2 separate regions of the Homo sapiens genome follow, and region 1 is linked to region 2. A link is a contact called in ENCODE Hi-C data. All regions are on one chromosome and are shown on one strand. The core of a region is the stretch at or near the end of the contact, and the rest is flanking DNA. Distances in the headings are between cores, read along the strand shown. Region 1 overlaps RAD51B (RAD51 paralog B). Region 2 overlaps RAD51B (RAD51 paralog B).

Region 1 (6,766 bases), core at 2,914-5,413, 260 kb after region 2:
CTGAAATCAGATATTTTTTATTGGTGCTAGCCCTCTGATCTATCACTCTGGAAGTTCTTTTCCAAAGAAAGGAAATGGAATTCATCTGACATAACTTATCACTTCCTTTTTTCTGACTGCACACAGATCATCCTTTTGATGACTCATTATAAATCCTGCTCCAGAAGGACAGTGCATTAATCAGTGACCTGTCCGAACTCTTTGATTTCCGGCAGAGAGGTCCCTCCAGGTGTGAGATCCTTTTGGCTGGGGTTCAGGGCTTGCTCATAGACTGGCTATTAGAAGGTGGAGTTAGCACCACAGAGTTGGAAGGCTTAGGCTCAGATGCCATTCTTGTGTCTCATTGAAATATTACATTCTTTTTTTCTGGGTCTCAGTTTCTGCAGTGCATAAAATAAAAAGGGTAATATTTTTAAAAATATAGCATGATACTTTATTTATTGCTATTTACACCCTTTTGGTTTCATGTCTAGTTGCTACATACAGACAACAAAGATCTGAGATTTTTTTATATGTTTAGTTTATTTTTACTGCTATTTGATCTAAAGGATTTACGTTTATCTTATCCATTTCCTTTTTTACCACTCTTTCTGGCACAGCTATAGTTTAGGCCCTTATCATCTCATCACTGAATTATTGGAGTTGCTTCCTAACTGGCCCCACATCTCCCATCTCTTGCTTCTCCATCTTAGACTCTTCAATCAGGCTAATTGCCTAGAACCTGGCTACTCAAAATGTAGTCTATGAACCACAGCATCATCGTCTCTTGGGAGCCTGTTAGAAATGCAGACTCTCTCAGGCTCCACTCAAAACCTAAAGAATCAGAATATGTAGGTCAACAGGACCCATAGGTGATGCAAACCCACATTAAAATCGAGAACCACTGTTTTTTCTTCTACCATGCCATTCCCCTTCTAAGGGATATCCTTAAAATTCACATTGAACCGGGCCAGGCGTGGTGGCTCACACCTGTAATCCCAGCACTTTGGGAGGCCAGGGCAGGCGGATCACGAGGTCAGGAGATTGAGACCATCCTGGCTAACACAGTAAAACCCCGTCTCCACTAAAAATATAAAAAATTAGCTGGGTGTGGTGGTGGGTGCCTGTAGTCCCAGCTACTCAGGAGGCTGAGGCAGGAGAATGGTGTGAACCCAGGAGGTGGAGCTTGCAGTGAGCCGAGATTGCGCCACTGCACTCCAGCCTGGGTGACAGAGCTAGACTCTGTCTCAAAAAAAAAAAAAATAAATAAATAAATAAATAAATAAATAAATAAATAAATAAATTCACATTGAACCATCTCCGAACTGTCTCAGGCAGAAAGCAATCTACCTTAATTTTCAAATGAGATATTTTTGACATGAAAGTGTAAATTCCCACCTATACTTTCTTCTCATTGGTTCTGAGAATGATGAATTAGTGTATCTAAATAACTTTAGAACATTTGTAAAAATTACTGCAACTCAACTGGAGACTTTCTTCTGGTAGGAGCCAAGTATATTGTTATTTGGTGAGTGAGGGTTAAGGGAACCATATGTGATGGGTTAGTTGGAAATGTTCCTATTATTTATTGTGAACTTATTTTGTGTTTGACACAGTGACAGGTATTTTGTATACTTAATTTAATCCTCATAATAATGCCACTTAGGAAGGTGTTTTTATCACCATTTTACAGGTGGGGAAACTGAGACTTAACAAGTTTAGGTTGTCCAGAGTCACAGTTTTGGTTAGAATTCAGGCTGCACTGTAGCATCAAAGATGTCAAAATACAGTGGTTGAGCCAAGTGGCTCTGCCCTGAGAGGACTGGTGACCCCGAGTGGGAGACACTGATGCTCTCTGAAGCCACCCAGCTTCCCTCTCTCATGCTGCCTTGTCATCCCCAGAGTGTTGTCCACACCCATTTGCTTGGATCTGGTTCCTGCCTTGGGAAGAGCGAAAGAGAAAGTGGAGGGCACGCAGTTTTCTTATGAAAACATAATCCAGAATTTCTACCTATCATTTGTACTCACATTCTGCTAGTCAAAGCTTGGTCACATAGCCACACCTACTTGCAAAAGAAGCAGAGAAATGTGGAAACTTGGGGAGTTATTTACTAAAGGGAAGAAGGGGAATGGCTGCTAGAGGAAAATTGTAGGCTCTGCCATAGGCTCCTAGCCAATCAGTGGAAGAGCTAGATTCCAAGCCTATGACTAAAACCTGTGATCTTTTCATCACATTTTCCCACCACTTCTCATAGTTGACAGCAAATATTTGTTGAATTAAGATAGGCCAAGATATTATATATAAGCCTTTTGATCATTTGAAATTGTTTCTTCCTTCTCTCTTGCCTCCCTGATTACCTACACGGTTCAGTGTTCAAACTGTCTTTGTTTCTGATAATGTTTTAATGTGTAAAACAGGAAACTGATAATTAATCTTCTTCAGTAGAAATACTATAATAAAATAATCTACTAATTATTAGAGGTTCTGTAGAACCATATGAGATGTGATAATGGCTTAATGATACTGATTTTTTTAAATGATCAAATAACCATCTCCTTTAAAATAAGTGTTGTCTTAGGAAAATGCCATTGCTGAAAACATTTTTTGATATTTTGGCTGGTATATCAGTTAACTCTTGCTGCACGCACTAATGCTTCATGACTCCACTACCAAAATCTCAGAGGCACACAGTGATATTTAACTTGTGTATCTGTGGGTCTCTAGGGGTCAACTCTTTAGCCTGAGCCTTCCTGGCCAACTCTGTTTCAGGTATCTATTGCCCTTCTTCTGAGATAGCAGACTAGCATGGACATATTTTTCTCTGACAATGGCACAAACGTTAAGAGAACAACTAGAAATACTTGAGGCTTTTTGAGGCCTCGGCTGGGAACTGGCACAACCTATGTCATGCCACCTGGCAAGTCATATGCCCAAACCCACAATCAAGGGCCATGGGAAATGCTCTACACCTTAAGTAATAGAAAATGTAGTCACGTAGTAGAGGGTTTGGTGAAGGACCAGGGCCAACAAAGAAACCTTCAATTGCTTTGCCTTTCGCAAGTTATTTTGAATATTTGCAGTGATAGTAAATCTTTTAAAGGTAGCTTTGAATTTTTTTAGTAAAACAGCTAAGTTTATAAATAAAATTAGAGAATCAAGCTAGGTTTATTTTTGGGCAGAAAGGTAGCTATTTAAGCATGTGTTATAAAATAATGAGACTTATTTCTAGAAGAATTGATTCAAGAATATGGCATTTGATGACAGAATAGTTGGAATAAGCATACAGCCTTTTAAGGTGACCACTTTGAAAGGATAACACTCATTTAAACATTGGGTTATAAAATGGTTTTTTTTTTTTTAAATAAGCCTTGTGACTTACAGTCCTATGTTACCACTTTGTCTCAAAGTGGGAAGGGGAGTGAATAGAGGCCCATCCCTGATCCTTTGACTAACCCTAGAAAAATGTGCTTTATGTGCAGATTCTTATTGCCAAGTCCCCTCTGGCTCCCTTCACCTCATTTGTCTACACCATCAAGGAGGAAGGCCTGGTTCTTCAAGGTAAGATCCTTGGATTAAGCCATTTCTTTAAGCTTATGCTCAGTGCTGCCCATTGCTAGTGGTAATTAGTGCTATGGTTCTGATAGAAGCTAGCTCCAGACAGAATCAAAAACCAAGATGCATTGGCCAGTGATATTTACCCTAGTGAGAGCAAGAGAGCGGCAGTTGTGGCAAGAATTTGACAGAGAAGATTGAGGTAGGGCCGAAGGAGACCTACAGAATTTCCTAACAGAATGAGACAATCAAAACATGAGGATCAAACCAAGAAAGCTCGGAATTGCTACCACCCCATTCCTCTTTGCAGATCCTATGGCATGAAGTGGGCAATGATTCTGACACCAGTGTGGAGGTGAGGAGCCAGTGCTGCCCCAGAGCCTTCTTGCTTAACAAGCTAAAGAACCATCTGGGTTGGCAGCCTCTGGGGCACAATGTCATGGCTCCATGAGCCCTACTTCCCTGACTCCTTCTGGTTATCTTGTTTCCTTTTCCTGTCCTGTCCTGACATGGTCTTCCTGCTGGGGACCAGACCTTTAGGACCTGCACCTTGTGACGTGAGCCCAGGACTTAGAAGGAGCTGAGTTCTTGCTTAGGGTATAGCACCCTGAGGCCACATCCTGGAACTCACTGATCTACAATGGTGATTCATTCTCAGATGCTAGATACGCCAGTGGTTAGGAAAGGCACCCGATTACAGGTCTTTCCAGAAAGCAATTAACATGAAGGGGTAAATTCCAGCACTGTTAGAAGAGTCAGCCCACAATGTCAGATGTACAAAACTGCTTTGTGGATGAGGAAGGATCTGCACAGAAGTGCTCAGGATATACATCTGTCCTCTGCTGTGGGGCAGGAGACCCCAACCACAGAGATGCTTAGGTGAATATCTGGCCTGACCCTAGAGGAGCATATTGTCACTGCTGTCCATGGGAGAAGTCCTGCCCTGAAGGATTTATAAGTTAAATATTTTTCCCAGGTTTATGAAACAGGGCAGTCCCTGTAATTTCCCCATGGAGACACAATGCAGTGCAAAGACCTAGCAGGGAATATGCAGGGCAGGCTGGAGAGTTCATGCTTCTAACTAAGGAACAGGCTGCAGCCTTCCCTTTCCTTCCCCTTCTAAAATGTCTGCTTCTTAATGGACTCACAAAGCGGCATGTTTGTTTGGTGCAGCTGAGCTCCACAGCGGGGACTCTCAGGTCCACGAAATTTGGGGTGAGAACTACGACCTTTGGCTCTTAGCCTTTGACTTATGCTATCCAAGTTCCTTGGTAAATATTTTTTTTTACAATTGCAAATAGTGTTTTCTGACAAAGGAGCAGAGATTTTAACACCAGATTAAGCAAAGCAAACAGCAGGCCTCTTTGTTACATACTCTCTACGGGTGTATAACTAATAAGCAATCAGAAAGCTGGACTTTTATTTACCCAGTACACAGGGTGGCATTCAGCTCTTCATTTTTAGAGGCCTTCTTAAAAGATTAGAAGTATAGTAAGTAGCAAATTTCGTTGAAGATTTCAAGAAATTCTATGGAAGATTACAAGACAATTTCAGGAGGAAAAAAGTTTGTTCTGCTCAGATGACGTGTGTGAAGAGGCTTGATGTGATACACGCACCCTGATCACTAGGCATTTTGTTAAATAGCATTTCTAAGCCCGGTCAAATCTGGATAACTTTTGGGATAACATTTGTGAGAAGAAGAGTCACTGAGTTGCCTCTCTGATGTTCATTGCTAAGATCATGATTTTAAGAGGGAAGAGAAAGTTATTTAGAGAAAGTAGAGCCTGGAAATACAATGAATTGGTAGAGTTTAAAAAACTGCAAGGAATGACTTTTCGAAAAAGTTGGAAAACAGGGGAGAAAGTGGATCACTAAAGGAGGCTGACCTGGAGCTGTGTCCAGGAAAGAGAAAAATTCAGGAAAATGTCTTATAATTCAAGAACAACAACCAGTAAATAAAATGCTTGGTTAGGAGACCTCAGAACCTCACCTGGTTGCTTTCTAAGTTGTTTTCTCTATCCCACTCCCCCAAGCTACACATCCCTCTCTGAGGTTTCCCAGAAGCAGTGGAACACCTCTGCTTTTACCAGCAATGCCCTTGAAAACAAACCTCTTGGCACACTCTGCCTTCTTGCTGTGTGCTCCCAAAGACTTTGGGAAAACAAAAAATGCAGGTCCCCAGAAAATGCAGGCCCCTCATTTACTAGAAAGAACCTTTGGATTTTACCTTCAGCTTTGGTATGATCTTGAGAAAATCTCTGGGCCTTGCTTTTGTCAGCTGGAAAATGAAAACATTAACCTTGATTCAAGACTTTGAAAACTGTCGCAACCCATTGGTGGGTCATGAAGTGAAATTGATGAATCACAACCAGCATTTGAAAACAGAGAGAGAGAGAAGACAGAAGAAAGAGTGAAGAAAAAATATCAGATTATATCACACATATTGTTTCATTTCATAAAATATTTCTTGTGTGATTGTGTGTTTGTGAATGTCCACATACATTATGAGTTTGTGTGGGGGCTGCAGCATAAAACGTTTTTCTTACGTGGATTGTTGTAACCATCCTGCGGGATCTCTAACAGCCTTGTCACATCAGCTTTGTCCGATCCTCCTAGGAGAGGATGTACTCATCATTCCCTTAGCTCAGCCCAGTTGTACCCTTGAGATCTCCACATACTGCAACATCAAAGCTAATTTTTCCCCCTTCTTACCACATGACCAAACTAAAAGACACCTGCATGATTCCCCAGGTTTAAAGCAAAGAAACCCTTGGTCCCTGGGTGGAAAACTTGGAAAGGTACCATCAGTCAAGGCCAAGTAGCTTTTCTTACATGAGGAGCTGCACTGGCAGGTGAGCCCCGAGTTGGTGTGGAGGTTGGCACCTGGAGCTCTGGGTGGGATGTGCAGCCCATGTCCAGGGACTTAGAGACAGACAGGGCAGCTCCTGTGCTGCCAACTAGAAGGGAGGCCGCCAGCCACTGTGGCCGACATTCGGTCTTCAATAGAGCCACCTGGATGGTGGAAACAAGCCAACCACACCAGCTACCCGTGGGGGTAGGGAATGATCCCTCAGTGCCTTTTATCCCTTGGCAAGCCCCAAGATGCCTACTGGCCTGCTAGCCCGGAGATTTTATAATACCTGAAGAACTCCTGAGTGCTCAAGCAGAGGGAGGGAATAAAAGGTGAGGGCAGAATTCGATTTACCAGCTCCACAGGCCATTTCCCTCACCGGT
Region 2 (6,546 bases), core at 3,507-6,006:
TGATGTTTTGTCCTTGAGTTATCACATCTGCAGGCACATAATGTCCATCTCCCACTCATGGTGATGTAAATTTTGATCTCCAGGTCAAGGCATTGTCTAATTTTTCCTTTGTGTAGGTACTGTTTTTCCTTTAAAAGCACTGAGTAATCAGTGGGAAACAAATAGCTTGCTCTTCATCACTACCCCCAAATTTATTATCTGTTGATGATTCTTGTATAGTCCAAACTTTATAAGATGACTGAAAAATCATGATTTTCCATCTTTGACATTCCTTCCACATTCGCCTGTCAACAGTAGACATTTTCTAATAAGCAGGAGCTTTTTCTTCTCTCCATCCAAACATGCATCTCTTACCAGTTTGTACTGGTCATGGAATCCACTGTTCTTTTCAGTGGTTGATACTGTACCAGATCATTTTGGTATATAAACTGTCTCAGATTTAGCCAGTATGTTCTGGTATCATATCTCCACCGTCTATTTTTTTTTTTTTAACACTTCCTTGATTTTTGGCATAAGTTATTCTAGGCACACCTTGTACCTACTCTGCCTAAGCTCTGAAATCACCCATTTTCCCAAGAAACCCCAGTTCTTTTTTTTTTTTTTTTTTTGAGACGGAGTCTCACTCTGTCACCCAGGCGGTTATGCAGTGGCGCGATCTCGGCTCACTGCAAGCCCCGCCTCCCGGGTTCATGCCATTCTCCTGCCTCAGCCTCCCAAGTAGCTGGGACTACAGGCGCCCGCCAACGCGCCCGGCTAATTTTTTTATATTTTTAGTAGAGACAGGGTTTCACCCTGTTAGCCAGGATAGTCTCGATCTCCTGACCTCATGATCCGCCCGCCTTGGCCTCCCAAAGTGCTGGGATTACAGGCTTGAGCCACCGCACCCGGCCACCCCAGTTCTTTTCTGGTGGAAATAGTGTTAAAGACTAAGTTCTGGGCATAGGTGTGCTCATTACTATTGAGGTATCTTGGCTCTTGGCTCTTTCAGTGAAGTGAACTTGGGGAAAAATACACACACACACACACATACATATATATATAAATACACACACATATACACCTACATATGCATATATGCATATTTTAGAAATCATGAATTGATTCATTGATATCTCCAATTTTAATTCATTCCCACAGGTTTCTTACTTGCCCAATTCAGTTTTACATGGCTTCTGAATTTGAAATAATAAGGCAAAATGGTAGAGATGTTCAGCTTGCAGTGGGGGAAGATAGAAAATCGAAATTCACATGACAGGGTGAAGCATAGTGATTAAGATTAGGAAGTCATCCACACAGAGTTAGGAGAAAATACATCTAGAGTTTGCCAAATCCAAAGGCAAGACTGTAAGAAAAAGATACTAAAAGAGAAAAGAGCAGAGGATGTCTCTGCATTTTGTGATACATTAAAAAGTTATGGTAGGAGAAGGAGATAAATTAAGAATAGCCTGGGGAAAGAGATGTAGAGAGTGAAGTCAAAGAAGCAGGGGAGCCAGTACTAGGTAGAGTCATGGTGGTCAGGATTAGAAAGAATTCCAGCAGTCCAATACTGCAGAATAGTCAAGGAAAATTGAAGACCGAGACTGGGCCTTTGGATTTGATATTTGGTTACCAAAGGTTTTTAAATCTGGATTTAGGAACTCATTTGAGATTTTTTTTTTGAGAATATAACTTTTAAATAACAAGTCAGCTCACGTTAATTAATGTTTAATGTTTTGGGGACATTTACATTTAGCTTTTCTTAACCTTTTAAATGTGTTCACTAAATATTATTTTATTTCTAACTGCAGGCTAAGCAAGTTATACTGTGTGTATAAAGTGCCCAAGTCTAAGAGGCATTGTAGACAGGCTATTTTTAGGGAAACTCATGTTTTTCTTTAAAAGTTCAGCTAGCATTTGGAATCGATATACAGTATAATATTTAAAAAAAAAAACAACATATTTCCTCATCCCCCAAGAGGTTTCTTAAAATAGCATGTAATCTTACCTACAGTGGGAAAAGCCTCAAATTTTATAAATTGGGTTGGATCTAACCCAGATTACCTGACCAAGAGAGTCCCCAAGAAAAACAAGGTGTGGTAAAGGTTATAGTAATGGTAATTAAGAAAGTTGTGTTGTGCCTGCTGGGCCTCACTAAAAGCAATGACCCAGCCTGTGGCTACTGGCATCATTTTGACTGCTGAGACATGCTTTCTTTTGGAGAGAAGTCCAAACCAAATCTTTGCCCACTTTGAAAGCCAAGATATTCTCATTCCTTTCAGCCACAGAAAGGGCTGGTTTTTCTAACAGGATCATGTCCGTGTGACCTTCTGATGTATCAACTTGTTTTCTATGCAGTATATAAACAATAAAGGGTTTAATTTTAGTTGCTTTTCTTCACAGAGTCATGGAATATTACAAATGTTAGAAGCTAGAGAGGATCTTTGAGGTTATCTGCTTTAAGCCCCTTGCTTTCCACAGGAAAACACCAAGGCTCAGAGAGATAAAATGTGTCCATGCTGGACACAGCTGGAAAATGATAGAGCTTGAACTCAGGTTAACTGACCCTCCATGCAGGTCTGTGGCTGCACCATACATTACAGCATCTCTATTCAACAGTAAAACTCATTGGGGTTATATATTATACCCTAGTGGATATTACATCTGTGGGATGACAAGCTGCATTATGATAGAGTTGCACTGTGCTCAGCAGCAGTTGAGTAGCCAGCACCCACAGGCAACCTCTATGGGCAATCTGAAAGTGAAATCTTTACTGAATTGAATGGAATCTGTGGAGATCTTCGATAGTCTTCCCTTGAGGTGAAATCTTGTTTTGTTGAGTGGTTTAAGATGTTTTCTAGGGTGTAGCACTTTGCAGAAGTGCTTTCCTCTTTCATGATAGGTGACCCAGTTTGGAGATCAGGAAGATTTTGTCATCCTTCACATTGCAAGACTTGAAGACTTGCAACTCAAAATGGTATATTTTTTTCTTTTCTTCCAATAGAGAACAATTCCACTCTAGCACTCAAGTATCTAATACTTTTGGGACATGTTGAAACTGTTTCCATTTCATCTGATTTCACTCAGCAATTATTTATAGAACTCTCTGTGAGGTAGGCACCATGCTAAGTATCCTGAGGCTGACAAAGACATCCTTTCTAAGTTGAGGCAGTGACAGAGGGCACAGCAGCCATTGCTAATTGTCCTTGCTGCAGCCTTGTTGGGTGACACCTCTGGCTTCCAGGGCCTCATATTTTCACAGCTTCACTGATAACTCTCTGAGAGGAATTGTCCCTCCCACTAAGATTCCCTTCTAGAAGATGAGTTTTTCCATGAGCATTTTAAAATTTTCTTTGTTGCCTTGTTCATTTTTTTTTCCAACATTTAAAAGAGCAGAAGTGAGGGCGAAGAGAAAGGAGAATATTTAGATCTGAAAAATGCACCAGTCCACTTTTAATCTACTTTTGGGAAGATGATTGTAAGATATTCTGTACCCACTTAGGGATCTCCTGCCCTTCGGATACACATGCCTTAACTACCATCTTGCTAGAATAGAAGGTCCTGTGTTTAGGCATCAAAGAAAGGAATTGCACTGAGAAATTTTAGTGATAATTCTTTTATTGTAATCGTGATTTTCTTCCTCCTGCTAATCTTTTTAAGTGGTATTAAAGGAAGCTTCTTGCCAGGCAGTAATATTCCTCCATGAGCACACGATCTTTTTCCTTATTTGGCACTGGAATTTCATCAGGCTGTATTAGTCTGAGCGAAACATACTCTAGGAATACCTTTTTTTTTTTTTTTTGAGACAGAGTCTTACTCTGTCACCCAGGCTGGAGTGCAGTGGCGCCATCTCAGCTCACTGCAACCTCCGCCACCCGGGTTCAAGTGATTTTCCTGCCTCAGCCTCCTGAGGAGCTAGGACAACAGGCGTACGCCACCATGCCCAGCTAATTTTTGTATTTTTAGTAGAGACAGGATTTCACCATGTTGGCCAGGCTGGTCTCTAACTCCTGACCTGAGGTAATCACCTGCCTCAGCCTCCCAAAGTGCTAGGATTACAGGTGTGAGCCACCGCACCCAGCCAGGAATATCTTTAGAATAGTTCTATAGTTAGGAACGTTGAGACCAGGTAACAAGGGATTTATTCAATGGGATGACAATTTTTATACACCATGCCTGAAGCAAATAAAGGTGATCAGTATTTATATTGCAGTATTCAAATACTCTGGAGCCAAATAGATAGGACTACCTTAAAAATGTTCTTGTACATGTGGGTTTGATCTTAAAGATATTAGGGATGGTAACATACCATTCTATGTATATACATGACCAGGCCTTAGGTTACTTAAGGGTGATGGAATGACCATTGTGTGTGTCTTGTGTCTTGGTGGCCTTCAGTGAATTCTGCATGAGCTCTAGTAGTAACTGCCACTGCTGTAGTATCATGGAAAAAACACTGAACTTAAAATAGTTTTCTTACCTGTAACAAAATGGACAACAATCTCACAGAGTTTGTGTGAGAATTAAAGGAGAAAATACTTGGGAAGAAGTGCTTTGAAATCTCCATTGCACTCTGCAAAAGCAAGGAAATGCGCTTGTGATCAGTATCATGTTGACGTGGAGTGAGTTACTCCCCAGCTGTTCACGATATGGTCGCCCACAAAGAGCAAGTAGGTCACTTCACCAAACAGAATTCTGTATGTATTACAGAAACTCCCAGGCTGAGTCACCAAGTAAAATGAAGGGCAGTGTGCTCTATTTAAAATGTTCATTTCATTTTCGCATTCCATTCTTTACTAACAGAATGGTTTCACTTCATTTCCAGTCACTTTCATTTTCAGGTTGTCAAGCTTCACTTAGTGTCAGTTGTGTTCCCACACTCAAACATGTGCCTTGTCTTCCTTGATCTTCTCTCTGAGGATGTTTCTCTGACTAATGTGCTGTGGTCAGAACAAGAGCATTGCCACATGGTGCATTTCCTAGGTAGGCATGTCTAAAATCATTAAGTGGCCTAGCTCAGAACATTCTTTGTGACCCTTTCCCCTCCCCACCCAGTGCCTAGTGACTGATTTATCTGAATATAAGGCTACTTCCACTTTTAGTTCAAGGGCCTTGCTCCCTGCCTGCAAGAATCTCTCTAATCACATTGCCCTCCCTCCACCCGCTTTCCCCATTGAAACCAATGTTTGGAGAAGATAGAAGAATGAAAAGAACATCTCAGGTCCTGTTTTTGTACCACCTTCACTATTGTAGCACCTCTTTTGTGTTGCCAACTGAATATGGTATACATGGCTTTAAGGGGGAAAAAAGAAAAATAAAACATAAGAAAGTAGGAGAGCTCCTAGCTTTCTTAAATGAATTAAAGGCCTTAGGCCAGAGTGAATTATATTATAGATTGTAGACTAGATATGGTGGGGAAGGTTACTCAACAACTTGGTTGGGAAATAAATTAATATATAAAACCATCAGATATCAGAGCATAGTTGTGGAAAGTCACCTAAGGAAAGTCATTGTCTCTAGGCCAAAGACTGGCCTAGACGTAAGTAATGCACCAGTGTGTCAGAAAGGGGGTTGGTCGACATCAGAAGCACCCAGAGGCAAACACTGGTTGTGCCCTGTACCCACAGTAACTGTCCATAGAAATGTGAATGTTGGTAGTCTTCAAAGTTTCAGTGTCACTGGCAAGTCCTTCTTTGTTGGAAATTCAATTTAACATTCAAGTTCTATAGCAAATGCCTCCTATTATGATGTCTTGTGTTTACAGTTTGCCTCTGTAAGTAGAACCCTCTAAAGGGAAAAATGCTCTGGTCAGATTGTTATGGTCTGTATGACAGATACATAACTGTTGTAAATCAACACATTGGCATTCTCGTTTGCTCCACCAGTTTGTTGTGAACTTCGTCAGGGGAAGGCATCATGCCTAAGTCTATTCAACTCTGGGATACTGACAAGGTCAAATTTCTGTGCCTGCAAGGCTGGGACTGGACCCAAGCTGTACAGTTCATACAATGAAATAGTGCCATTTAGTAAAAAAGGGAGATAATATGGCACTTGGTTGGAAGTTTGGCTCTAGAATCTGATTGAACTGGGTTTGAATACTAGGTCAGCCACTTACATGCTGTATGACCTAAGACCCCGCTCTAAAAAGGATATTATCTTTACACTGACCTCAGAGGGCTGTTTTGAGAATTAAATTAGACAATCCATGTAAAATACTTGACTCAGAGCCTTACATAGAGCTGTTAGCAGCAGCAACAACAGCAGCACCAGCAGCAAGGTAAATACCACCATGTGTGTCCTTTGGGTGGTCAGCAGTTTGCTGAACAATTTGGACTGGTTTAGAACCCTCCTAACTCACTACTGGGGACTTTCCATTGGAACCACAGCACTGGGTAGTGACAGAATTTGCCAGTGTAATCACATCATTTATGAGAAATGATAGCAATAGGGTTTGGTGTCATAGTAATGGAAAATGGCACTGGACACTATCCTAATTTTGAAGAAATGGAGTGAAGAAGAAGACATGTTCCAGAATGCACAGGACATTGATCTTCAGCAAATTTTTAGAGT

Evidence for each region. A loop is a pair of places that touch in the nucleus more often than their neighbours do. Pooled maps may share reads with other maps.
Region 1: a loop to region 2 is called in a pooled map, with 4 times the contacts of the local background. The contact joins two enhancer-like sites. A Hi-C loop is called at or near these places in 3 of 37 single-sample maps with no recorded cell type and 5 of 50 pooled maps.

The regions. Positions count from the first base shown.
Region 1 is chr14:68,464,713-68,471,478 of GRCh38, forward strand. It overlaps RAD51B (RAD51 paralog B), which reads left to right. Exons shown (of 11, transcript NM_133510.4): 10 at 3,460-3,538. Among named protein-coding and RNA genes, the nearest start is that of RAD51B-AS1, 220 kb to the right of the region's middle. RefSeq lists enhancers at 5,980-6,513, 6,514-6,766. Within about 2 kb of position 4,164, at least 5 of the 41 ENCODE cell types and tissues checked have a DNase peak (open chromatin) inside an H3K27ac peak, as active enhancers do.
Region 2 is chr14:68,206,200-68,212,745 of GRCh38, forward strand. The region is part of intron 7 of RAD51B (RAD51 paralog B); the gene reads left to right. Among named protein-coding and RNA genes, the nearest start is that of RAD51B, 390 kb to the left of the region's middle. RefSeq lists enhancers at 4,360-4,559, 4,730-5,009. Within about 2 kb of position 4,757, at least 16 of the 41 ENCODE cell types and tissues checked have a DNase peak (open chromatin) inside an H3K27ac peak, as active enhancers do.